3 separate regions of the Homo sapiens genome follow, and regions 1 and 3 are each linked to region 2. Evidence: chromatin contacts called from ENCODE Hi-C or POLR2A ChIA-PET data. All regions are on one chromosome and are shown on one strand. The core of a region is the stretch at or near the end of the contact, and the rest is flanking DNA. Distances in the headings are between cores, read along the strand shown. Region 1 holds the start of SNX21 (sorting nexin family member 21). Region 2 holds the start of SYS1-DBNDD2 (SYS1-DBNDD2 readthrough (NMD candidate)). Region 3 overlaps STK4 (serine/threonine kinase 4).

Evidence for each region. Hi-C counts contacts between places; a loop is a spot of excess contacts on that map. ChIA-PET counts read pairs that join two places held with the same protein, here RNA polymerase II (POLR2A). Pooled maps may share reads with other maps.
Region 1: a loop to region 2 is called in a pooled map, with 3 times the contacts of the local background. The contact joins the promoter of SNX21 here to the promoter of SYS1-DBNDD2 in region 2. A Hi-C loop is called at or near these places in 8 of 50 pooled maps. POLR2A ChIA-PET finds 5 or more read pairs at or near these places in 3 of 52 experiments (A673, AG04450 and naive thymus-derived CD4-positive, alpha-beta T cell).
Region 3: a map with no recorded cell type shows a loop between it and region 2 (16-fold over the local background). The contact joins the enhancer-like site here to the promoter of SYS1-DBNDD2 in region 2. A Hi-C loop is called at or near these places in 5 of 37 single-sample maps with no recorded cell type and 6 of 50 pooled maps. POLR2A ChIA-PET finds 5 or more read pairs at or near these places in 3 of 52 experiments (GM10248, OCI-LY7 and PC-3).

The regions. Positions count from the first base shown.
Region 1 is chr20:45,831,785-45,835,048 of GRCh38, forward strand. It overlaps SNX21 (sorting nexin family member 21), which reads left to right and starts at 2,015. Exons shown (of 4, transcript NM_033421.4): 1 at 2,015-2,156; 2 at 2,417-2,684; 3 at 3,175-3,264. The coding sequence starts at 2,136. It also overlaps a transcript of TNNC2 not described here. RefSeq lists silencers at 2,059-2,368, 2,389-2,508, 2,549-2,598.
Region 2 is chr20:45,361,271-45,364,547 of GRCh38, forward strand. SYS1-DBNDD2 (SYS1-DBNDD2 readthrough (NMD candidate)) reads left to right here and starts at 1,899. Exons shown (of 6, transcript NR_003189.2): 1 at 1,899-2,045; 2 at 2,259-2,423. It overlaps SYS1 (SYS1 golgi trafficking protein), which reads left to right and starts at 1,886. Exons shown (of 4, transcript NM_033542.4): 1 at 1,886-2,045; 2 at 2,259-2,423. The coding sequence starts at 2,262. LOC124904914 (a long non-coding RNA gene) reads right to left here and starts at 2,098. Exons shown (of 2, transcript XR_007067609.1): 1 at 1,798-2,098; 2 at 1,086-1,556. RefSeq lists an enhancer at 1,616-2,055.
Region 3 is chr20:45,051,911-45,054,932 of GRCh38, forward strand. The region is part of intron 10 of STK4 (serine/threonine kinase 4); the gene reads left to right. Among named protein-coding and RNA genes, the nearest start is that of KCNS1, 48 kb to the right of the region's middle. Within about 2 kb of position 1,366, at least 7 of the 41 ENCODE cell types and tissues checked have a DNase peak (open chromatin) inside an H3K27ac peak, as active enhancers do; they include OCI-LY7, where a contact is called at or near this core.

The DNA of each region.
Region 1 (3,264 bases), core at 765-3,264, 470 kb after region 2:
TCTGTAAAATGGAGGTGATAGGCCAGATTTCTGAGGGGCCCTCCTGCTCTAACAACCCATGGTTTCATGAAGACCAGCTTTGTGCCCAGACATGTAAGGCATATACCGAAGGACAAGTTATTTTTTAACCAATGGTTGGTGAATGAGTGAGTGTTGAATTAATGAATGAAGTATGCCTTTTTTGTCCCAATATCTTGCCCATAAGCCAAATGAAGAGTAATTCGAGGTTTGAAATTGTGCAAACTGGCCAGGCACAGTGGCTCACGCCTGTAATCCCAGCACTTTGGGAGGTAGAGGCAGGTGGATCACTTGAGGCCAGGTGTTCCAGATCAGCCTGGCCAATATGGTGAAACCCCACCTCTACTAAAAATACAAAAATTAGCCGCATGGTGGCACATGCCTGTAGTCCCAGCCACTCAGGAGGCTGAGGCAGGAGAATTGCTTGAACCTGGGAGGCAGAGGTTACAGTGAGCCAAGATTGCATCACTGTACTCCAGCCTGGGCGACAGAGCAAGACTCTGTCTCCCTCTCTAAAAATAAATAAATAAATAAATAAAATTGCACAAACTTAGGCTTAAAATCCCAGCCCCTCTATTTCCCAGATGTGGATCTTGGGGAAGTCACTTTGCCTCAGTTTCTTCATCTTGAAAATGGACCATTAATGTCCAGTTACAGCCTCTTCCCCAGGACGCTGTGAGGGAGAGATGTGACAGTAAAGTGCCTAGAGCAGGATGTAGAAAGTGGACCCTCAGAAAATAAGAACCCCAGCCTTTCTGCTCACATGGGAGGGCAGGGAGCTGAAATACCTTCTGCTTATCCCAAGGCATTTTCCCCCACCCTTCTCTCCTGTGCCACTCAGAAAGGGTAGGAGCTACTTTGGAGAGATTTTGATTTTATTTATTGTATTGTATAACTATCAAAATCTGCCCTAACAACTGATACCTAGGCTTTGTGACAGGAAGCCACAATAACTTTTTCTTGACCTGCAGCTGCCCTGCGGATAAAAGATAAAACAAAGCTGGGGAGCCACTGAGATTATCAGGCCTGCTGCACAGGAAAAGGGCAGTATGCAGCAGGGGACCTGGGCTCCAGGCCCCATACTCAGAAACCTCTGAGGGAGGCAGAGGCAGGTGGATCACTTGAGCCCAGGAATTCGAGACCAGCCTGGGCAACATGGCCAAATCCCATCTCTACAAAAAATACAAAAATTAGCTGGGTGTGGTGGCGAACGCCTCTATTCCTAGCTACTGGGGAGGCTGAGGTGGGAGGGATGACCTGAGCCCAGGGAGGCGGAGGTTGCAGTAAGCAGAGATGGTGCCACTGCACTCCAGCCTAGGTGACAGAGTGAGACTCCATCTCAAAAGAGAAAGAAAGAAAGAAAGAGAGAGAGAGAAAGAAAGAAAGAGAGAGAGAGAAAGAAAGAAAGAAACCTCTGGCAAGCTGTGTGGTTAAGCCAAGTAACTCACCCTCTCTGGTCCTCAGTTTCCCTGTTTGCCTACTTCCCATGTGTGAGGTTCAAATCAGATTGTGCAAGCCTGTGAACACTGTAGAAACAATAATCATTATGTAAGTGATCATTTCGTCAGCCTTTGCTCTATGCCAGGCACGGGACGAGCGTTCTTACAAGAGCTGCAAAATTAGTTTTAGCAGTATTGTTCCTGTTTTACATATGAGAAAACCTAGGCTCAGCGAGGTCAGATTCCAACCAACCCAAATCACGCATCTTCTCCTGGCCCTTCGTTTTCTCTCGGGAGACATGGCCTCCCTACTATTGCATAATTACTTTGTGAAGTTAAAGAGCGTTGGGTGGAAATGAGTGGGACAGATTGGAGATGACGTGGGTGGGGTGGGAGGATTCAAGGAGGGTACGCGCCTGGCCGGACTGGGATGACTCTGCGGCAGGCCTGGGACTCCCTCAGGCCGACCCAGGCTTCCCAAGTCCCTCCTGGAGCCAAGGGCCCGGGATTCTCGGGCGGCTCGGGCGAGCGGGCGGGGCAGGAGGCGGGGCGGCGGCAGGAAGCTGCCCGAGCGGCGCTCTGAGCGGCCTGAGCCCGGCGGAGCCCTGCAGAACCCGGCCGACCTCCATGGGCTGCGGGGGGCTGCACCCGGACCCCTGGGGCGCGGCGCGCCCCTGAATGCACCGTGGGACGCAGGAGGTAGAGGCGCACGAGGCGGCGCAAGAGACATCGGGAGGGTCCTGAGCCCCTCCGGGGAGGAACGCGGTCCTAGGCTGAGTGGGTTGGGGGGAAAGCGATGCTGGCTGGGTCCCCTGGTTCGCAAGACCTCGGACTGCCAGGGGGTGGGGCCTCACCGCGCCCCTCCCTCTCCGGTTCGGGCCCCGCCCCTCCTCCTCCTGCGCCGGGCTGGGGTACCCCTCCTCCGGGATCCGGTACACAGCGTCGCGCGCTCCCCCCAGGGTGCCATGGCCTCCCGGCTCCTGCACCGGCTGCGGCACGCCTTGGCCGGCGACGGCCCCGGGGAGGCGGCGGCCAGTCCAGAGGCCGAGCAGTTTCCGGAGAGCTCAGAGCTGGAGGACGACGACGCCGAGGGCCTGTCCTCCCGACTCAGCGGCACCCTCAGCTTCACCAGCGCCGAGGACGACGAGGACGACGAGGACGAGGACGACGAGGAGGCTGGCCCTGACCAGCTGCCCCTCGGGGATGGGACGTCAGGAGAAGACGCAGGCGAGTGCAGGAGGACGGAGGCGGGAACCCTGGGGCTCGATTAGGCCTCCATCCCAGCCGCGTTCCCAGAGCATCCAGGGCGCTAAGTTGATCCAGCTGAAACTCCCACACTTCTTAAAGCGCCTGGGCCACCTCTTGGCTGTGTGACCTTGAGAGAGTCTTAACCCCCCTCTGAGCCAAGTTTTCCCTTGTGTCAAGTGGGAGAACTCACTCTCATCTCAGAATTGCTGCAGGCATTAAATGTACAGGGCTTGGGATCCGAATGGAAATGATGTATTAACGATATTTTGAGGGTGGAGCTATTAATTTAGCCCCTACTGTCTGCCAGGCACGGTGTTTGGCTCCTCGGTGCCTCTCTGTCCCTCAGTTTCCATTTCTGTAAAAAGGGGGTAAGTCCTGCCTCACACTGGGAGGATGAGTGAGGCCACGTCAGTGGTTGATGTCGACCCTGGCCCTAGGCCCATTGATATGACTGGTCATGTGTCTGCAGAACGGAGCCCCCCACCTGATGGGCAGTGGGGCAGTCAGCTCCTGGCGCGGCAGCTGCAGGATTTCTGGAAGAAGTCCCGGAACACCTTGG
Region 2 (3,277 bases), core at 649-3,148:
GCCTTAATAACTCCCCAACTGGAGTCCAGGGGAACTGTTCAGGGTATTTCCAAATGATAAGGACAATCGCACACTCTCAATAAAGTCTCAAGTTTCTTTACTTTTGTCTGGAATTGTATCAGCTCAAGGTGATAACACGGCTACCACAAGCTGTTCAGAAATTCTGATTGGCAGTTACATGGCTCTTTGATACGTTTTTTTTTTTTTTTTTTTGAGACGGAGTCTCGCTCTGTCGCCCAGGCTGGACTGCAGTGGCGCAATCTCGGCTCACTGCAAGCTTCGCCTCCCAGGTTCACGCCATTCTCCTGTCTCAGCCTCCCGAGTAGCTGGGACTACATGCGCCTGCCACCAGGCCCGGCTAATTTTCTGTATTTTTAATAGAGATGGGGTTTCACCATGTTAGCCAGGATGGTCTTGAACTCCTGACCTTGTGATCTGCCCGCCTCAGCCTCCCAAAGTGCTGGGATTACAGGCATGAGCCACTGTGCCCAGCCTAAGTTTTTTTTTTAATGAGAAAATAATTACTGGAAGGTAGATTAAATGGTGGAAAACGTTAATCATGTCCAACTCCTCATTTCATAAACAGGGAAGCTGAGGTTTAAAGAAGGAAGTGGCTTGCTGGTCACACTGGGTGGCATAGCTGGCCCTAAAACCCAAATTCTTTTCCTGGAACAACTTACTTCCCGTCTTTCCACTTCAGAGAGGGGGAACCTAGGATCAATGAAGTTGATGGGTTTTCGTCTGCTGGAGTAGGAATAAGTGAGTTATCGATTTGCTCTTGCTTTTTCTGTTCTTAACTCATTCAGCAAATATTTACTGACTGTCCACTATTCGGATTTGGAAGATAGATAAAACAGTCATGGCAGCAGAGAGGGTCAGGATTTACTCCTATGTGCGACTTCAGAACCTGTGCCTTTTTCCACTGGACACCCACATTTTAAAACACCCACTACTCTGCCTTCTAATATAGTTCATCTGTGTCTCAGGGCAGGGGCTGTCTTATATATACATGTTCTAGCCTTCCTGCCACCGAGTAGGTGCGAAATCAATGTTGTAGTGTTGAGGAAACACTTGAATTTTATTTATTTATTTATTTATTTATTTATTTATTTAGAGACGGAGTTTTGCTCTTGTTGCCCAGGCTGGAGTGCAATGGCGTGATCTCGGCTCACTGCAACCTCTGCCTCCCGGGTTCAAGCAATTCTCCTGGCTCAGCCTCCCGAGTAGCTAGGACTACAGGCGTGCGCCACCACGCCCCGCTAATTTTGTATTTTTAGCAGAGACGGGGTTTCTCCATGTTGGTCAGGCTGGTCTCGAAACACCGACCTCAGGTAATCCGCCCACCTCAGCCTCCCAAAGTGCTGGGATTACAGGCGTGAGCCACCGCGCCCGACCAACACTTGAATTTTAATACTTACTTTGCTACTAACTGTGTCGTTGAAACAGTATGTTGCTTTCCTTCTCTGGCCCTTAGCTTAACTATCTGTACAGCGGGAACATTGGCAAACTCCTACGTGGAGGAGCTTGCAGGTCCACTTCAAGTTATCAGACTCTAACTAGGAGAAAACATTGAGAATTTAGGCTGAAAATAACGACACAGTTTATCACCTCGTTAATTCCCAAACATCATTACCGCGTCCTAAGCCACCCCACTTGCCTCTCCCCTAGCCGCCTTCCTTTAAAAAAAGAATTCCCCTCTAGAGGGCGCGCAAGCTCTGCGGCCTTCGTTCCTCTCTTCCGTTTGCCTTCACTCTTCCTTCTGCGCATGTGCTCAGTTCGCTATCCGGCTGCTTGTACCTGGTTCAGGAGGTTCAGGCAGAGGTTGCACCCACTACGCCTGCGCAACCTCAGCCCCGCCCCTCCGCTGCTTTCCCCGGAAACGTTTCTTTCCTACGCAGCCGCTCCTGCCGCCGTGGTCGCTGGAGCTTTGCCTCTCTAGGCCGGCAGCGCCTCTCCTCCATGGTCCTGTCTGTCAGCGCTGTTTTGGGAGCCCGCCGGTGAGGCCGGGCCACGCTCAGACACTTCGATCGTCGAGTCTGTCACTGGTGAGTAGACCCCAGAGGAGCTCGTGTACGGGCGGGGGCCGCGCAGGCGGAATGGGCTGGATTTCCCCTCACTCTGAGAATGGGTCTGTCTGCCCCGCCTTCCCCCTGACTCTTGGAATGGGCTCACCCCTTGGTTCCAGTCCCTCCTCCCGGGCGGGGCGACGTTGCCATGGAGACAGGCCGCTGGCTGAGGCCCGGCTCGTGTCCCTGCAGGGCATGGCGGGTCAGTTCCGCAGCTACGTGTGGGACCCGCTGCTGATCCTGTCGCAGATCGTCCTCATGCAGACCGTGTATTACGGCTCGCTGGGCCTGTGGCTGGCGCTGGTGGACGGGCTAGTGCGAAGCAGCCCCTCGCTGGACCAGATGTTCGACGCCGAGGTAGGGTCCCCGGACTGGGGCGGGTGGGGTCTCGGCCTCCCCGAGTAGGCTTTGTGGTCCATCACTACTGTGCTGTAGACGTGGCTGGGTCACCTTCTTTCTTTGTAGCCCTGGGAAAGGGATTTCACCTTTCTGAGCCTCAGCTGCCTCATCCATAAAATGGAATGACAGCAGAGGCTGATTAGTACAAAGAAAAGGGCCTGGATGTTAATACAATAAACACGTCTGTGTTCCAGGCAACTCTGATACATTTCCTTTCTGATACTCTGGGAAAGTGACTTGATTTCTCTGAGCTAGGTTCTCAGGTGCCACATCGGAGAGAGGGGTGGATAAAAGAGCATTCGTGCGGGTACAGTGGAAACTGCCTGGACTTTGGGGTCAGACAGGCGTCCGTTTAAGATCCACTTACTAGCTGTGTGACCTGGGGCAAATGTCACCTCTGTGAACTTGTTTTCCTGTCTTCAAAACCATGAGACTAGTTGCAGAGAGGTCGTGGACTGCAATATAAAGAGCATGTGCTTTGGGTTCAGAAAAGCAAGGGTTCAGTCTAGGCCTAAACATATAAAACTAGCTGTGGGACCTTGGGCAAGTTGCTTCCCCTTTCTGAGCCTTTTCTGAAAAGTGGGCCGGATGCTCCTACCATGTTGCCCTCAACAAAATGTTACAAGGCCCAGAGGGGTTTAGGAATAAGAAGGTACTTTGTAAAGTGTAAAGGAGGCCTATAAGTTGTTACATCTAAGAGGCAGCTGTGGCGTGGTGATGAGCACAGTTCTTTTTTTTTTTTTTTTTTTTTTTTGAGACGGAGTCTCCCTCTGTCGCCCAGGCTGGAGTGCAGTGGCAGGATCTCGGCTCAC
Region 3 (3,022 bases), core at 116-2,615, 310 kb before region 2:
TCTGTCAAACATGGTAAAGTCATACCTCTTTCATAGGGCTGTCGTGAGTATCAAATGAGATGCAGGTTGCGTAATCCCAAATCCAAAAATCCAAAATCCAAAACACTTCTGGTCCCAGGCATCTTGGATAAGGGATACTAAACCTGTAATGCACGTAAAGCACCTTTAGGACAATGGTCCTTACTGCTGGCCTGCAATAAGCACTTAATAAATGTTATTATTTTCTTCTTTTTTGGTGTTGGTTTGCTCTTCTATAATGTTACAATGCTATTTTGTTAACCTTCTAGTTGTAAAAACACACTCATTATAGAAAGTTTAGAGACTGAAGAAAAGCTTAAAGAAGAAAATGTCTCTTACAACTCTTCCACCCCCCCCAGCAATAATAATTACATTTTAACATTTCCTTCCAGTTTTTTAATACTTAGATATTATTTTACACAGCTGAGATCATTCTGCATGCATAATAAATCTTGATTTTTTTTCACTTAACATATCTTAAACATTTTCTCATATCATTAAAAACACTTGTGAAATCATTTTTAAGGGTCACATAGTAGCCCATCACATTACATTCTTTTGATTGATTTAATCATCCTCTTTTTACTTGGCATTTAACATTTGGGGCTTTTTTGGTTGGAGTTGGGTTGTTTTCAGGTCGTTCTAATATATTAAGCCAGGCTTTTTTCTTGTCAACAGGAGGTTTGGGGATTGAGTCTTTGTGATTGTTTTTATTGTTGCATTTTTTTGCCTGTTGAGTGTGTGAATTAAGCTGGGGTTTTAACCATCAGCACCTGCGCTCTCAGACTCTTGCCACCACCTTTCTGGACAATCTCCATGCTCTGCTTTTTAAACTTTTTCTGATGAGTTTCTTTTCTTCTGTGCTAGAAGAAAGATGAATGGAGACTATGTTTGGTGTTTAGGTTTCTGACCCGGCAGTGCCATGTGAATGCCCAGTAGCTAGCCAAGGTCAACAGCACTGCCTGTTAATGGCTTTTTACTGAAGTAGTCCTGTCGAGCAGTTTCTGGTGAGAAGACTATCCTAAATTGTTCTTGACAGGGTACACTATTTTTGTTTCAACTTCTTATTTTTCCTGTAAAGCTTGGTTTAAAGTATGTTGAGACTGAATTTATTTGTGCTTTGGAATATAATGAGATTTTGTGCTCTTTTCTTTCAGAAAACTAGCCAAGAACAGCAGTCTGGAAAAGACATATGTATCCAAAATTGCCAGGGAAACCTGCTGTGTAGATACGCTTTCTGAGAAACCACATGGTAAATGAATGTCATCTTTGTCTCAGAACCACAGTAGCCTGGTTCTGCTGGTGGATCGTGCTAGCTGATTTGAGCTGGGTTTTTAACTCAGTTATTGAAATGGCTTTGAGAGCAGGACTTAAATGCCTGCGGTTTTTGACCTCAAGAGGTTGCTTAAAACAGTATCAGCCTGTGTGAGCCTGAGACTGTTTTTCATTTCCTTTGTTTGGTTCGGAGACTGCTTGATCCATGGCTGCTTGGCAGGCTTCTTCTTTAGCGTTCATTCTTGTGGCCATTTATTCTCTGATATTAAACTACAGGATAATTTTAATCTCAACTACATGGTGAGAAAAAGAGCTGAGTCCAGACTGGCTCAGAAATGGAGCCTAAGAACTGCAATAAGTATCCTAGCACCTTAGGCCCTAGGAAGGACTGTTCCATAGTTAACTTCTGTGTGGCTTCACTGTAAGCACAGGTGACAGATGGGCATGTCTTGAATTCCTAGAAGCCATTGTCTCTCTCAATCATCTGTTCCAACACTGTATCAGAGAATGATAAACTTTCAGAATTGAAAAGGGTCTTAAAGGACATATTTTCCAGCTCTTGCTATATTTCCAACAAGAGGCATCATCTCACATTTGCTTGACTACCTGCAGTCATTTCTGAGAAGAGGGAATTCCACAAGTTGGAAGTAGTTCAAATCATTGCTCAAAGCTGTGTGTAAAGATAGTAGTTTTTTTTTGTTTTTTGTTTTTTTTTTCAGCCAAAATTTGTCCCCAGGGAACCTCTATCCATGAAATTTTGATTACTTCTCACAGGAACTTTAGCAAAAGTTAGTTGGGATTGTCTGGATTTTCCGTTTTGCAGATAGAGAAAGCCACCATCTCTTTCCCCTAACTACTTAGTACTATGGTAACTTGGGTTTAGGAAAATTTGCCAGTTCATTGTTACCAAGGCAAGTGACTAAATCGTGGGTTCTCTGTATGCTAATGCTGCCCCGCATATAGGCTTTACTGCTGTCCGTGCTTCATTCTCTCTCTGTTTAGCTGAGAAAATGAGTGTGAAAGCACTTAGCCAATAGTAGTAGATGTTGGGTGACATTTCATTAAAAGTGCAGACTCCTGGCCAGGTGCGGGGCTCACATCTGTAATCCTAGCACTTTGAGAGGCCAAAGCGGGAGGATCCCTCGAGCCCAGGAGTTTGAGACCAGCCTGACCAATGTAGCTAGACCTTGTCTCTACAAAAAATTAAAAAATTAGCCAGGCATGGTGGTGCCCACCTGTAGTCCTGCTACTCAAGAGGCTGAGGCAGGAGGATCACTTGAACCCGGAGTTTGAGGCTGCAGTAAGCTATGATTGCACCACTGCACTCTAGCCTGGGCAACAGTGGGACACCCTATCTTTTTTTTTTTTTTTTTTCAAAAAAAAAAAAAAAGGAAAAAGTACAGACCCCAGAGTCAGACAGAACCTGATTCAATTTTGATTTCAACCACTTGCGGGCTGTGTTAACCTCAATGGATTATATAATTCTTCAAACCTCAAATTCCCCATCTGTAGCACTGGGTTAATAATTATAGCTGTAAGATTTAATGAAGAGCAAATGAGATTAATACATATAAAATACTTAATGTATGGCTGCTAATAATGAACAGTTAATGCTTAAAAAATTCTGGCTTTTATTATTGCTATTGTTACTATTCCTGTAATCACTGTCCAACAAGGTCCCTGAATCTGCCCTCTCATTAAGGCAATACAGGCAGAGCTTAACCTTCTC